2 separate regions of the Mus musculus genome follow, and region 1 is linked to region 2. The links are chromatin contacts, found by Hi-C or POLR2A ChIA-PET in ENCODE. All regions are on one chromosome and are shown on one strand. The core of a region is the stretch at or near the end of the contact, and the rest is flanking DNA. Distances in the headings are between cores, read along the strand shown. Region 1 holds the start of Tmem165 (transmembrane protein 165). Region 2 holds the start of Srd5a3 (steroid 5 alpha-reductase 3).

Region 1 (6,458 bases), core at 1,838-4,337, 44 kb after region 2:
AGAGAAGAGAGTGTCTTTAGGATCTCTTATGTACAGAATCATATTTTCTACAAACACACACCCTGACCCCGCTCCCACTTGTTTCTTTCTCTTGCCTTATAGCTCTAACTTAAACTTCAAGCACTATGTTGACTAGGGGTGGAGAGAGTGGGCAGCCTTGTCTTGTTCTGGTTTTCATGGGAAAACTTTAGATTTTTACCATTAGCATGATATTGGCCATAGGTTTGTCATGTACACATGGCTACTGGTGTGCTGCCCATGCCTCAGCAGACGGCTTCTTATCCATATGCATACAGGCAACACTAACTGGACTCAGTGGATTATATTTAAGAGAAAAAACGATATTTTGAGGTAGGTGTGTTGGGAGGAAACTAGAGGGAGTGGACAGAGAAATTATTAAGTTACATTGTATTTATTTATTTATTTATTTATTTATTTATTTATTTATTTTGGTTTTTCGAGACAGGGTTTCTCTGTATAGCCCTGGCTGTCCTGGAAATCACTTTGTAGACCAGGCTGGCCTCTAACTCAGAAATCTGCCTGCCTCTGACTCCTGAGTAAAAACAACAAAAATATTTTCTAAAGTGATAAAACTCTAGCCTTTTTTTTTTTAAATTTCCAGCTATGAGGTGAGCCATTTTCCTTTTTTAAAATATTTATTTATTTATTCATTTATTTATTGTTTTTCGAGACAGGGTTTCTCTGTGTAGTCCTGGCTGTCCTGGAACTCACTCTATAGACCAGACTGGTCTCAAACTCAGAAATCCACCTGCCTCTGCCTCCCAAGTGCTGGGATTAAAGGCATGTGCCACCACACCTGGCTGTGAGCCATTTTCTTATCCCATGTGCTCCACCATCTTGTGCTGCCTCACCACAAGTCCCCAGACAACAGGATCAATGGAGTATGGTCTGAAATTTCCAACACTGTGAGCAAACACAAACTGATCCTTTATAAGTTATCTCTGGTCTTTGTTACACTAATGGGAAATAAACACAATACAGGTATAAAAAAAAAACACCTTAAAAGGTTGATAGGGGTGGCCCTGTGACAGAATTTCTGCTTAGCACATACTTAGTCCTTGGTTTCATCCCCAGCCCACATACCACACACACACTGCAATACCCATGCAGTAGTAGTTCTTACTGTAAGATGATTGCTAGTGCTTATACTTCAGTGACACTTGTTTACGTAGGACAATGCCAGAAAGCTTAATTGGAATTTCTAGGTCTCCTAGACCCTTAGTAGTTATGGATCATGTAAACAGCTTCTGTTGTTTTTCAACAAAGGATGCCAATAGGGCTGTAGCCGTAGCCCAGTAGCAGAGAACTTTCCTGATAGGCACAAGGTCTAAAGTCACTCCTGGGCACTTCAAAACACACAATTAAAAAGAAATTTAACCTATTTTTTTTCCTTTTGGTTTTGTTTGATTTTTTTCTTTTTCAAAGAGAGCTTGTCACTATTCAAGACTAGAAGGATAAAGGTTCCGAGTCCTCGAGGTCTAAGTTAAAGCTAGCTCTAGCTTTGATTTGGAGCCAAGCACAGCCTCAGGAGATGGAGCCCTGTGTGGAACACAAAGAGTTACTCACTTTGGAATCTGATGCCTGGAGTTCACTTGGCAGAGCCCCAGTGAGGCCAGGGAGGTGGGCAACATGGAGGCGCTGCGAAAACCACACTCTCTTCAGACTCTGCTCCTGTAACACTGCCATGCCAGCTCCCTTCTGGGGACAGAGCTTTAGAGCCCCATTGCCTAACATCTTCTGTTGAACAGATTTCCTGTCTTGCTCCAGAGCCACTGGAACATTGCAATCAGCATCTCAGTCTCCTGCAGCTGTAGCCCTTGAGCCATTTGCTTTTTCTTTGCTTTATGTGGGGTAACTAGAATTTAGCCAGGAGGCCTTTCTCTGAGATGATCATAGACTAGAGAACGCCAGGAAAAAAAATAATAAACCTGGTCCCTAGCAGAACTCAAGGATCCGTGACACCTAACTCTTCTGCCTCCATCTACTGGGCTGCTTCTTTTATTCTCTCCACTTGACACTCCTATCTCCTCTGCAGGCCCTTTTGAGCAAGGCAAATCTTTGCAGAAAAAGGAGGTGGCTGAAGGAGTCTAGACTTCTGATCCCTGTCATGTTGTATTCTGAGGGCTCAGGACATTTACACTCCAGGAATGAACTTGGAGGTACAACAACTGCACCCCAAACTATGTGTAGGAAGCATCTTGGTTATCTCACAATACTGGGAGCATAAATAAGCTATAGCTTGAAGGGTTCTGTAAGGAGCAATGCTGAGTAGGCTAAGGAGAGGTTGCAAGAATGGCTTGTGAAACAGGAGTAGGATTTAGATTAGTGCCTGGCACATGGTTAGCAATTTGTGGTGTGTGTGTGTGTGTGTGTGTGTGTGTGTGCGCGCGCGCGTACGGTATCTCAGCTTTTCTTTAGAAAAAAAAAAAAAAATCCAGCCCTAGTCTAACGCCTAACTAACCATTCTTTCCTGTCTTCTACTTTTGCCTACTCAAGGCCTCCATCCCACAGAAACCCTAACCACTCAACTCCAAACCTTTTCAGGATATCCTATTTCAGGATAAGGCATCCTGAGCCAGGGCAGTGATGACTTTTGGTCTGCGGCTATTCAACAATGTTTTAAAATCAAGCTTGGACGTTCTCATCTTTTACTTCCGAATCTTACTTCAGAACCTTCAAAAAACCCCAGCATATGGACCCCCAAAGAACATTCTGTGTAGGCGGTCCAGGGACGTGGTGAGGGTGGGTGGATCGTAACTTAAAGGTGTGGCAGTTCCTGCCACGTAGGTAGCGGGGCTGGGACTCACTTGACATTTAATAGAAGTGGAGGTGGCGGCGGCTTAGGCCTTAAAGACCTAAGGCTCTTGAGGAAGTACTGGTAGGAGCCTGGCAGCCTGACCTCTCCAGGGCCAATAAGGGGGTCTCTGGTGGGACCCGAGAGGACGCAGGGAGAGTCCATCAAGCAGCTCCAGCTACCTGGCCCGGCGCGCCGGGTCCAATAGGACCAGTGAGCGAGCCGCACCTCAACCTGCCGGAAACGTCACGACGCCGGGCTGACGTCGGGCCAATGGGAGGTCGTGTTGGCCAGGGGGCGGGCCGGAGGAGTTGGGCCGCGGAGGCAGTTGGAGGAGTGTGTGGCTTCTGCTGCCCAGCTGCTCCGGAGCTCCCGCCGCCGGTCCGTCCCGGTCCGGTCCCCGCGTCCCGCGTGCTGCAGGGCTGCCCCCTGAGCGGCAGCCAGGCCTGACGGAGGCGCCTGCCGGCACGCCGGGCTCGACGCTTCCCTTCGCCTGCACTTCTTCCTGCCGCAGCGCGGTGCCGGCTGGGCGGGCGGGATGGCGGCCGCGGCCCGGGGGAGCGGCCGGGCGCCGACGCGAAGGCTGCTCGTGCTCTTGCTGCTTCAGTTGCTCTGGGCCCCGGCCGGGGTCCGCGCCGGCCCGGAGGAAGACCTGAGCCATCGGAACCAGGAGCCGCCGGCGCCCGCCCAGCAGCTGCAGCCGCAGCCCGCGGCGGTGCAGGGCCTCGAGCCGGCCCGGGCCGAGGTGAGAGCCCGGGCTGGTGGGGATGGGGCGGGCTGAGGCCGCGGAGCCCGCAGTCGGGTACCAGGCTCCCGCGCTGGCGGCGCCGCCCTCTTTCCGAAGAGGCTGGGGGAGGGGAGCCGGCCCCTGCTCCGCTCGCTGGGAGGAGGGTGACAAGACGGCTTTCTTAGGCGCGGCCTGGCCTGGCCTGGCTGCTTGGGGGAAGGGAAAGTGAGGGCCCCAACCGGGGCTCCCCAGAGGTCCTCTAGATCCCTGGTACCGACAGGCTTGCTCTGGATTCTGCCTTCTGCTGATCACATGGGCCATACTGAAAAGACTGGAAATCATCATCCCAAGTAGAAAGTTTTTAGTACAGAGCCGCTGGGAGACTTGTCTCTCTCGAAGTAGCATCACATTGTTGGAAGTATCAGCCATTGTTGAAGCAACCCAACCAGAGATGCTCACCCGAATTCAGCTCGGCACACCCTGTGGTTCTTGCCAGATACAGTGTCTAGAGATTATGCGTTGCCACCCTCCCTTAAAAAAAAAAAAAAAACAAAAAAACGTGTTTTGGCATGAAGGAAGTTGCCCTTGAATGCAGAGACTTGTGCCCAAAGGTAGAGCGCTCTATAGTGAGGGATTCCAAAACTCCATTTATAGGTAAACTAGAGCCTCATAAGTTTCTTTAACCATTACCAGATAGATAGAAATTAACCTTTTAATCTATGTTCGTAGAATTTCTCCTTTCTATGTTACTTTCCTCTGAGTTGGACTCTCTATTTCCAATTTTGACTCCTACATTCTGGAGTTTTTTTAGTCTCTTAGTAGGGTCCATTTTGGCATTCCCTTTCCTACTTCTGTCTTTATCTGCCCTCCAAGAGAATGGCTGTCCTGACTTGAGTACAGATCAGGGTGACCGCAGGATAGATATTCATTTTCCCATCACCATGCCGTTCCAGCTAAACCCCAGGTCTTTTAGGGACCCACCACTGCCTCGCTGTGTTCTAAACCAGTGGCTTCCAGAACTGAAACCTGACCTCTGCTCACTGCCATTTTCCCCTGAGCAAAGACCTTAGAACAGAATCCAGGCATGGGGCCTGTGGTTCAGGACCCTTCCCATCTTCAAGAGCCAGCAGAACCTTCCGGAGCCCTTCCCAGGATGCCCTGGTTAGAAGAGCACTCCCTGAGTCCTGGGCGCTTTCCTTTCTTCACAGTTCATGTTACCCTTTGGCCTTTCCAGTATTTTGTTTTTCTATGTAGTATCAGGAGATGGGAATTTCTGTGATTCTGAGTTTGGTTTTACACAGCAAGTACTTTCTAAGAATCACCTGTCCCGAATGTAGCAATGGTCTTGAGGAGAACTAAGGAAAAATTCTCCTTACTGGAAGTACTCAGGAAGAGGTCAGGTCAGTCAGCACCTGTTAGGAGATTTAGTTATAGTGACGGTAAGATTTAGTGAGAGCTGTTAAGCGGGCAGAGCAGGTGACATTTCCTGCTTGTGGATGGGGCAGTGCAGGTCTGAGAAGAGTGGTGGTTCGGAAAACCTGATTCTTGGCAGACCCAGAGCTGGAAACCAGATCCCTGCTTCTCACCCTGCCAGGTGCTGTCTGCAGTCCTTGAGTTTGCTTGAAAACCCACCCCCCTGCTAGCCATTTGTTGTAATGGGTTTAGTGTTGATGGCTAACACATTGATGTAAGCCTTTTCTCGTGATGCCCAGCCCACTCCTCTTTTGAGGGTTTTTATGTTTATCTATTTTTACACTCTTGCTTCTGACTTGGTTTCTGTCTGCTCTTCAGTGTGTTGAAGCCCTGAGAACATTGTTATAGCATACTCTTTTTTTTTATCTCTTTCCTAAGACCGTGTATGTTTTGGCATTTGCTAAGTAATTTTTCTTCTTTTTTTTTGAGACAGGTTTCTCTGTATAACCCTGGCTGTCCTGGAACTCACTTTGTAGACCAGGCTGGCCTCAAACTCAGAAATCCGCCTGCCTCTGCCTCCCGAGTGCTGGGATTAAAGGCGTGCAACCACCACGCCCGGCTGAATTTTCTATGAGAAAATTCTAAGATTTTTACATTTCAGTTCCTATCAGGTTTTAAATACTTTTATGGAAAAAACTATAAAATGAACTCAAGCAGGGAAAAAACTTTTTTTAAGAGTATATATCCAGCCGCCTTTTACTTGCTAAAGGATTTACTAGATGAAGAAAAACTCAGCTTTTATTATCTGCTACCTGTGATTTTGTTCATTTATTGATTTTAGCTTAGAAAATTGAACTGCAACTGATTATTTAGTTGTTAATTCTAGAACTCTTGTAAAGTTTGACACACACACACACACACACACACACACACACACACATGGTGTGTGTGGGGGCAGATCAGACCTGTTTCACTAGAGAGATAAATGGCCATCTGATGGTAGTGCAGACCAGGTGGCACATGTGAAGCAGGAGCCATTCACCATCAGATCCCAGGGCTCTAGATTTTTGGCGTAGAGGCATTGGGTGGACGGGGCTTCTCTGCCCATTCTCCCTCTGTCAACCCTTGCTGCCATTCAGGCATGGTCTGTCTCTGCTCTGAACTGCTGAGTTGTCATTGAGCAACTCCCACATAGCTCTGCATCAGAAGGTTGCTTTAAAACAGTCACCACTGGGAGTGAAACAGCCCTAGGGGCCAGAGTGCAGTTTACGAGTATATAACTTTTTAGGCATTTCATAGGGGTTGTAGTCATATTGTAATTTTTGAGACAGAAATACTGGTAGATACAGCTAGATTTGCAGTCCTTTCTGGGATGCTGGAGAAAATGTAACCATGTTAAGTAAACGTCCCAGTGGTTAAGACAGTATGTGTGGCCTCAGTGAAGTGTCTTACAGATTCTTATCTTTACAATTAAGGGGTTGGAGGACTTGCTGGTGCAGACAC
Region 2 (7,036 bases), core at 973-3,472:
CATGCAAGCTTCTTCTAAGTGCAGATAGGATAATTCTAGGGATGGTTAGGTCATTTTAAATATGATTGGCTAGGTAAGCAGCAGTTACCTTTTTTATTGGTTGCTGTATTTGTTTTGCCACTTTTGTCAGGCCTTAGATAAATTCCAGGAACTGTCTCAGTCCTGGGGCTGACTGTCTCCCTTAGCCGGATGTCAGGGCAGTTGCTGATTGGTGGCCCATTGTCTGGGGTTTTTCTGAGAAGCCTTGCCTGCTTCCTTGGGAAACTGAGGCTTAAGGCCTAACATGGCTGCCTGTTCTAAAATGGAGTGATTGGGGTCCTCTCAGAGGAGGGATGACATGAGAGTTTGGAGTTTCCTCCATGTGAGTGGGCTCAGGGGGAGGAAGGCAGACCTGTTTCCTAGCTTGGGCAGGGGATGAGCAGGGTTTCCAGCCTAACAACCCCAGAAAACTTCTTAGTTCACGGACTCAGACTGTGGTGGCATCAGTGTGTGTCCATCAGGAGCTTCCTATCTGGGGTCAGTAGATGTGTGTATGTCTCCCCGGGGAAAGCGTTGTCACACAACGGTTTCATTGACTGCTTTCTGTGTGCTCAGTCTCCATAGTTACCTACCAACAGCCACATGGCATTCTGCTGATACGGTGTTAGTGGGAGGCGGGGAGATGGCTCAATTGCTAAGATAAATACTGCTCTTGCTGAGACTCTGTATTAGTAACAATATCTTTTTGTTGTTGCTGTGATACAAAACAATGATCAAGAACAACTTACAGAAGAACGTGTTGGCTCACAGTTCCAGAGGAAGGGCCCGTGTTGTCAGGGGAGGCACGATAGCAGGAGGCTGGAGCAGGAACTCGAATGTCCTGGTTGCTTTTGTTAGTTTTGTCAACTTGACACAGGCCAGAGTTATATAACTGAGGAGAGGAAGCTTAACTATATTATTAATGATTATTGACATGGATGGGCCAGTCACACATACACACACACATACAATCTATAAATAAAAGTATTCTTTTTTTCCCCCACTCTGTAATCTTTTCTTTTTTTTTTTTAAGAGAGAAAATGGGAGTGTACCATAATTTGGCTAAACGCATCAAGGCAGATTTAGGGGTGTAGTCATTTTTCTGTTGAAAGCAAGGCTGTGATAAAGACTTGTATTATAGGGGTACACAATTGGATCCCATTTGCTTCCTCCTTTCTGAGTAGCCTGCATTACTCAAGGACCCGATAGCCTGAAATACCACTAAGCAGCTGTCAACAGGGAACCAGGCCTTCATCTAACACGTGATGGTGTTTTCCACTGATGCCTGAAAGACAGCATCTGAGCCAGATCCGTGGAGGGAGGTTTTTGGAGATTTGCTGTCTCATACCTTGCCTTCCCCCTCACCCCCACTGCCCCATGGACTCGAGCCAATGAGTGCATAAAGGTCTTCCAAATCTTTTCATTCCTAGCCATAAAGGCAGCAGACACAGCTAGTTAAACACTTTGTCCATGGAGCAGATGGGTGAAAAACGTAGGTCCATTGAGGGCATTACTCTGCTTTTCCACTCCAAAATCCAGAGTTTGCCGGAGCAGCTCCAGCCTACAGTTGACAAAGTGTAGAATTCCCTCACCGAGGTCTTTCCAGAGGTCATCCCTGAATTTACAGCGATCCCCATCTGGAGTATGCTAATGAATCTGGTGCTTCTGGTAGACCAGCGTGGTATTAAGATCCTTCGCATCTTGACTCCTGGGGGCCCCCTCTAGGGACCCAGCCAAGAATTCAGCCTGTACTTCAACCAAAATTTCTCTTCACACTTTTTCGCAGCAGTAATCCCGCAGTCAAAGTTTATAGAAACTTACACAGGCTGGTGAGAACCTGACCTCTAGAATAGGATCCCCGAAGCGCCACATGGTGGAAGGAGAGAACCAATTCCCCCCAAGCTGTCTTGGGCTCCCACCCACACCTCTTGGCATAGCTCCACTCCACTTAATAAATAGGTGTAACGTATCTCTACAAGACTTGGACTGTAGCACGTGGTCTCGCATGCTCCTGCAGAACTTCAAGTTGGAGTTGCATCTCGGAATTAGATTAGAGGCAGTACAAGTCTAAAGCGCAGCCTGCTCAAACCAGGTGAGCAGGAGCACAACCCAGCTCCTGAGCGCCTAGCCAGGGGCGGGGCCGCGCGTCCCGCCCAGGAGCCGCGTCACCGCCAAGCGCGCCGCCGAGGCGGGAGGGAGGGAGGGGGTGAGAGAAGGAGGGCGGCGCGGCGGCGCGCATCTGTAGCCGGCTCCCGGGCTATGGCTGGGTGGGCCGGGTTTGAGCTCTCGGCCCTGAACCCCCTGCGGACGCTGTGGCTGGCGCTGGCCGCCGCCTTCCTGTTCGCGCTGCTGCTGCAGCTGGCGCCCGCCAGGCTGCTGCCGAGCTGCGCGCTCTTCCAGGACCTGCTCCGCTACGGGAAGACCAAGCAGTCCGGCTCGCGGCGCCCCGCCGTCTGCAGGGCCTTCGATGTCCCCAAGAGGTAACGTCGGTGGCGGGGCGCGCCCGGCAGGGGGCAACAGAGGCGGCGCAGGCACGTGAGCCAGGGGCTGTCCCCGAGCCGTCCCCGGAAATGACAGAGCATCTCAAGTTGGCCCGGCCCCCAGGGAGCCGCCCTGACTTCTTTACCCCCAGTTTTCCGCTTCCCCTCCCCAGAACTTGAGGTCGTGGAAATTCATGGACTTGGAGGCAAGTTCTTCCTCGATTTCCGCAGTTCTCAGCCCGATCTGTCACAGTCAAGAAAGAAGTCCAGAGTGTGCTCCCCTGGGGCTGTGCAGACATCACTAACCTGCATCTCCACAGGTGCTCTGGCAAACTAGCCCAGTATGCCCTGCCCCAACCCATCCCGGAAGGCTCAGTAACCAAGTTGTGAAATACTAAAATCTTCCGGGGTACATATGGACTCCGCTGAGAATATGTGAGACCCGCCACATGGCTTTCCTTTCCTTTTCTTTCTTTCTTTCTTTTTTTTTTTTTTTTAACTCCACGATGAATTCAGTATGTAGATGGAGAAGTCATCTTAACACAGTATTCTAGATAATAAAGCTGTGTCATTTTTTTTTATGAAATTCATCACGCATTTGCATTTAGAATTGAATTGGAAGGAATGTGATGGGTTCTGACGGATTCATCTAGATTGCTTTAGAAATCTGTAGCCGTTGCCCACCTCTGCAGATGGCGGTGGGGCTATCAACTGGCCCCAGCTATGTCCTGACTGTTGGAGGGGGTCTTTCAGGGGGTTAGTGTGAGAGCAGAGTACCATGTCATTGTGAAGAATGAATGGTAAAGAGATTAAGACCCGGAAGAACTCTTCCTTAGAGGCCCAATTTTAAGACCATCCTACCGTCCTCTTATCCTCGGGTTTGATTGGCCTATATCCCTTATGCTATATAGCAATTTATTTTCTGACTTTTGAGAGAGGTTCTAGTGTCCCCAGAGTTCAAAGCACACTTAAAAATCACTTATACTCAGTCTCTCTGGATGGGACTCCTCAGCTGCTACACTCAAGTCTGCCTTTGTGTGACAGCCAAGAAAGAGGTGGGCCTTCCCTGTATTCATCCCGGTAACACTTGGTACTCTGGGCTTCTTCTAATTCTTAACAGTATTGTGAAATAATTATTCTTTCCTTCTTCCAGAACTCAGAGCAGAACTTCCCAAGGTGTTCAGGTGCTCCGAGGTGACAGGGCCTATTGTTTTTCCCTAAATTGAGTTGGTTTTTGTTTGTTTGTTTTTCCTTCAATACTGGAGAAGGTCCAACAAATCCAGGCCTATAAGGAAAGGCATTTTTAATTGAGACAAAGGTTTAAAAACAAAACAAAACAACCAAAACGGGAATATTTGCATCAAAACATTGTCCTTTGTAATGGCTGCCCCCCCCCCCCCTTTTATATGAAAAGGGGATAACTGGAGTTGACAAGTTTTCATTTCCCTATTTCCAGAGGACCTCCCATGGCATTGTGCTTAGCACATTCATAATGGGGAAATTATAATAATTGAGTTAGAGAGCACTACCACAGCGGAGTTGCTCGTATGTCACATGCTAAGGACTTGAAAGCCTTTCTCCCCTTGATCCTCATGACAGACCTGGGAGGGACCTGCCATCTTCAACATTTTCATCCATGTGTTCACAAATTCAGGCTGGTTGTACAGTGAGTGTGGCGGCTAGCCCTTGCAGCCTGCCTGTCGGTGTAAGATGCCGAACTCCTGACCTCCAGGGTGCCAGGCAAGCTCTTCCACCTTGCAGACCTGAGTCCTGTCTGAAAAGTCCAATGGCAGTGGATTACCCTGGCGGGAGACACTTTGTAACATCTCGGCTAATCCAGATTTTATAGTATTTGGTAACCTTAGCTAAAGTGCTTCCGACTTAAACATTTTTGAATAGTTTCTCCTTTTGCAAAATGTAATGACATCGCCAGGAATGAAAATAAAAATTAAGTTGGTGACTTCCACACTTACAAACAGGCAGCGCAGAACCCCGTTTCTGCACATAGGGTAGTATTTAGGTCCTTTCGCTGGTAATTATTTCTCCTAAGGAAGCAAGAATAAAACCTAAGTCAGTTCCTGGAATGTTGTTTCCTATTCTCCAGCATGGGATCTATTGTTGGCTTGCTTGTTTGTCTAAGTTTTCAGGGTGTTTGCTTGTCCCCCTCACCGGGCTCATGGTAAAAGCTCAGATACAGTATCTTCAGTAAGGCCTTCCATACCTGCCTTACTTAAAATGATAATTCTGCATCTGCCAAGAGTCCTTTTTCCTCCCTGCGTTCAGCCATAGCCCATAACAAACACCCAAGTAGTTGTTGGTCAAAGGAGTACCCACACCATGTATAGTCATAAAGATAGCTGTGTCCTACTCTCAGGACTTGGAAAACGGCATTTCTAGGAAGCAAGTTACAGAAGGAGGAAAACGGAGGAACAGAAGGAGGAGCATGTCTTAGCCAGAAGGCAGTGAGGATTTGAGATGTGCATTTTAAGTCTTTATAAAGACAAGCAAGGCCGGGCTGTGATGGCGCACGCCTTTAATCCCAGCACTTGGAAGGCAGAGGCAGGCGGATTTCTGAGTTTGAGGCCAGCCTGGTCTACAAAGTGAGTTCCAGGACAGCCAGGGCTACACAGAGAAACCCTGTCTCCGGAAAAAAAAAAAAAGACAAGTAAGACAAAGCAAGACATAGGACCTCCTATAAAGACCAGAAAGTGTTTCCTGTGTTAAGACGTTCAGACAGCAGAACAGAATGTGAGACTGAAAAACAGTGATGTGTGTTTAAAGTAAAGCTGGCGTGGGAGAAGTAGCGCCGTATGTAAGGCATAGCTTAGCAGTTCATTTGAAACAACTGATTCACCTGCCTGTAGGTTTCACATAAATTGGCTGTGTGTGATGCAGGGCTAGGAAAAGACGCTCAGGCAAGCCTCGTCTGAAGGCAAGGGAGCAACAGTGTGATGTAAACACCAGTCATTCTAGCTGCACCTAGAGCCAACTGTAGCCACTGCTGTGCCCTTGGATAAGAAACCAGTAGTTTTCCATGTGCCACGAGAAGAAAGCAAACTATGGTATTGTTGTGAAGATGACATTTCATAACCATGCCTCTTCCCCTGCTTCCCAGGCTATGTCCTTTATGTCACAACTAAACAGCCTCCATGTCATCAGCAGATAGATAGATGCTCATTATTTTTTGCTTAGGAATGTTTTGCCTGCATATATGTCTGGGCATCATGTGCATGCCTGGTGCCCCTGGAGGCGAGAACGGGGATCCCTATCCCTCGGAAGTAGATGGGTTTGATGGTTGTGAGCCACTATAGTGCTAGGAATTGAACCTTGGCCTTTTGGAAGAGCAGCAAGTGTTTTAACGGCTGCTCGGCCATCTCCCCAGCCCATCTCAAAATATTCAGATGGATCTTTTGAAACTGAAAACTTTTAAAAAATGCTTTATTTTTGGTAAGCCTAGAGGGATTCCCTAGTACAAAAGCCAGCACCCTTATAGGGCTCTGTGTCCTCTGTCCCCTCTTCCTGGTTATGTTACACAACCACAAGGAAGCCACAGAGGGAGCACACCCAGAACACACACACCCCCAGGGCCCTTGTAGTCTTTTCCTCTGCTTGGACAGTGTGAAAGGCACCTCACTTAATAGTGTACACTCATTTTCATAGTCCATCCATTTTCCTGCAAAATTTTAACTTCATGTGGAATGCTTAGGCTTAAGATGTATGCTATTAAGTAAGTGAAGTCACACAACCTCACAAAAAAATAAATTAAATGTTCTCTCTCATATGCAGACCCTAGCCAATGATCCATGTATGTGTGAACACATATACATGTGGCTACATTATACCATGAAGAAAGGAGAAGGAAAAAGGCTAAATGTAAGGGGCAGGAAAGAACTGGATATAGAATACCAGTTGTTAAAGGAGGATATAGAACTAATTGTTTTCCTAATTCTACCATTAATTTTTTAGTTATTTGGTGGCAGATAAGTACATAAAATATATTAGATACTGAAAGTGTAAAATCTAATGTACAACTTCACAGCTCCATTCTGAATGCCCATGCTAACAATATAGAAGGGTATTACTCAATTGAATAGACCTTGGTTTAGCTAATTTTAGTGTGTGATGTTTTTATTTATTTGCAAGGTTGGGTTTTTGTTTTTAAGATTTATTTATTTTGTTTATATGAGTAGCTGTCTTCAGACACACCAGAGGTTGACATCAGATCCAATTACAGATGGTCATGAGCCACCATGTGGTTGCTGGGAATTGAACTCAGGACCTCTGGAAAAGCAGTCAGTGCTCTTAACCATTGAGCCATCTCTCCAGCCCCCTCAAGGTTCTTTTTTGTTTGTTTGTTTTTTAATAATAAAGTTTATTTATTTATTTGTTTGGTTTTTGTTTGTTTGTTTTTCAAGACAGGGTTTCTCTTTTGTATAGCCCTGGCTGTCCTGGAACTCACTTTGTAGACCAGGCTGGCCTCGAACTCAGAAATCCGCCTGTCTCTGCCCCCCAAGTGCTGGGATTAAAGACGTGTGCCA

The links. A loop is a pair of places that touch in the nucleus more often than their neighbours do. ChIA-PET counts read pairs that join two places held with the same protein, here RNA polymerase II (POLR2A).
Region 1: a map of left cerebral cortex shows a loop between it and region 2 (4-fold over the local background). The contact joins the promoter of Tmem165 here to the promoter of Srd5a3 in region 2. A Hi-C loop is called at or near these places in 15 of 37 maps with a recorded cell type or tissue (T-helper 1 cell, T-helper 17 cell, gastrocnemius and 3 more). POLR2A ChIA-PET finds 5 or more read pairs at or near these places in 4 of 5 experiments (Patski and embryonic stem cell).

The regions. Positions count from the first base shown.
Region 1 is chr5:76,180,793-76,187,250 of GRCm38, forward strand. Tmem165 (transmembrane protein 165) reads left to right here and starts at 3,088. Exons shown (of 6, transcript NM_011626.2): 1 at 3,088-3,560. The coding sequence starts at 3,354.
Region 2 is chr5:76,138,051-76,145,086 of GRCm38, forward strand. It overlaps Srd5a3 (steroid 5 alpha-reductase 3), which reads left to right and starts at 2,223. Exons shown (of 6, transcript NM_020611.4): 1 at 2,223-2,498. The coding sequence starts at 2,278.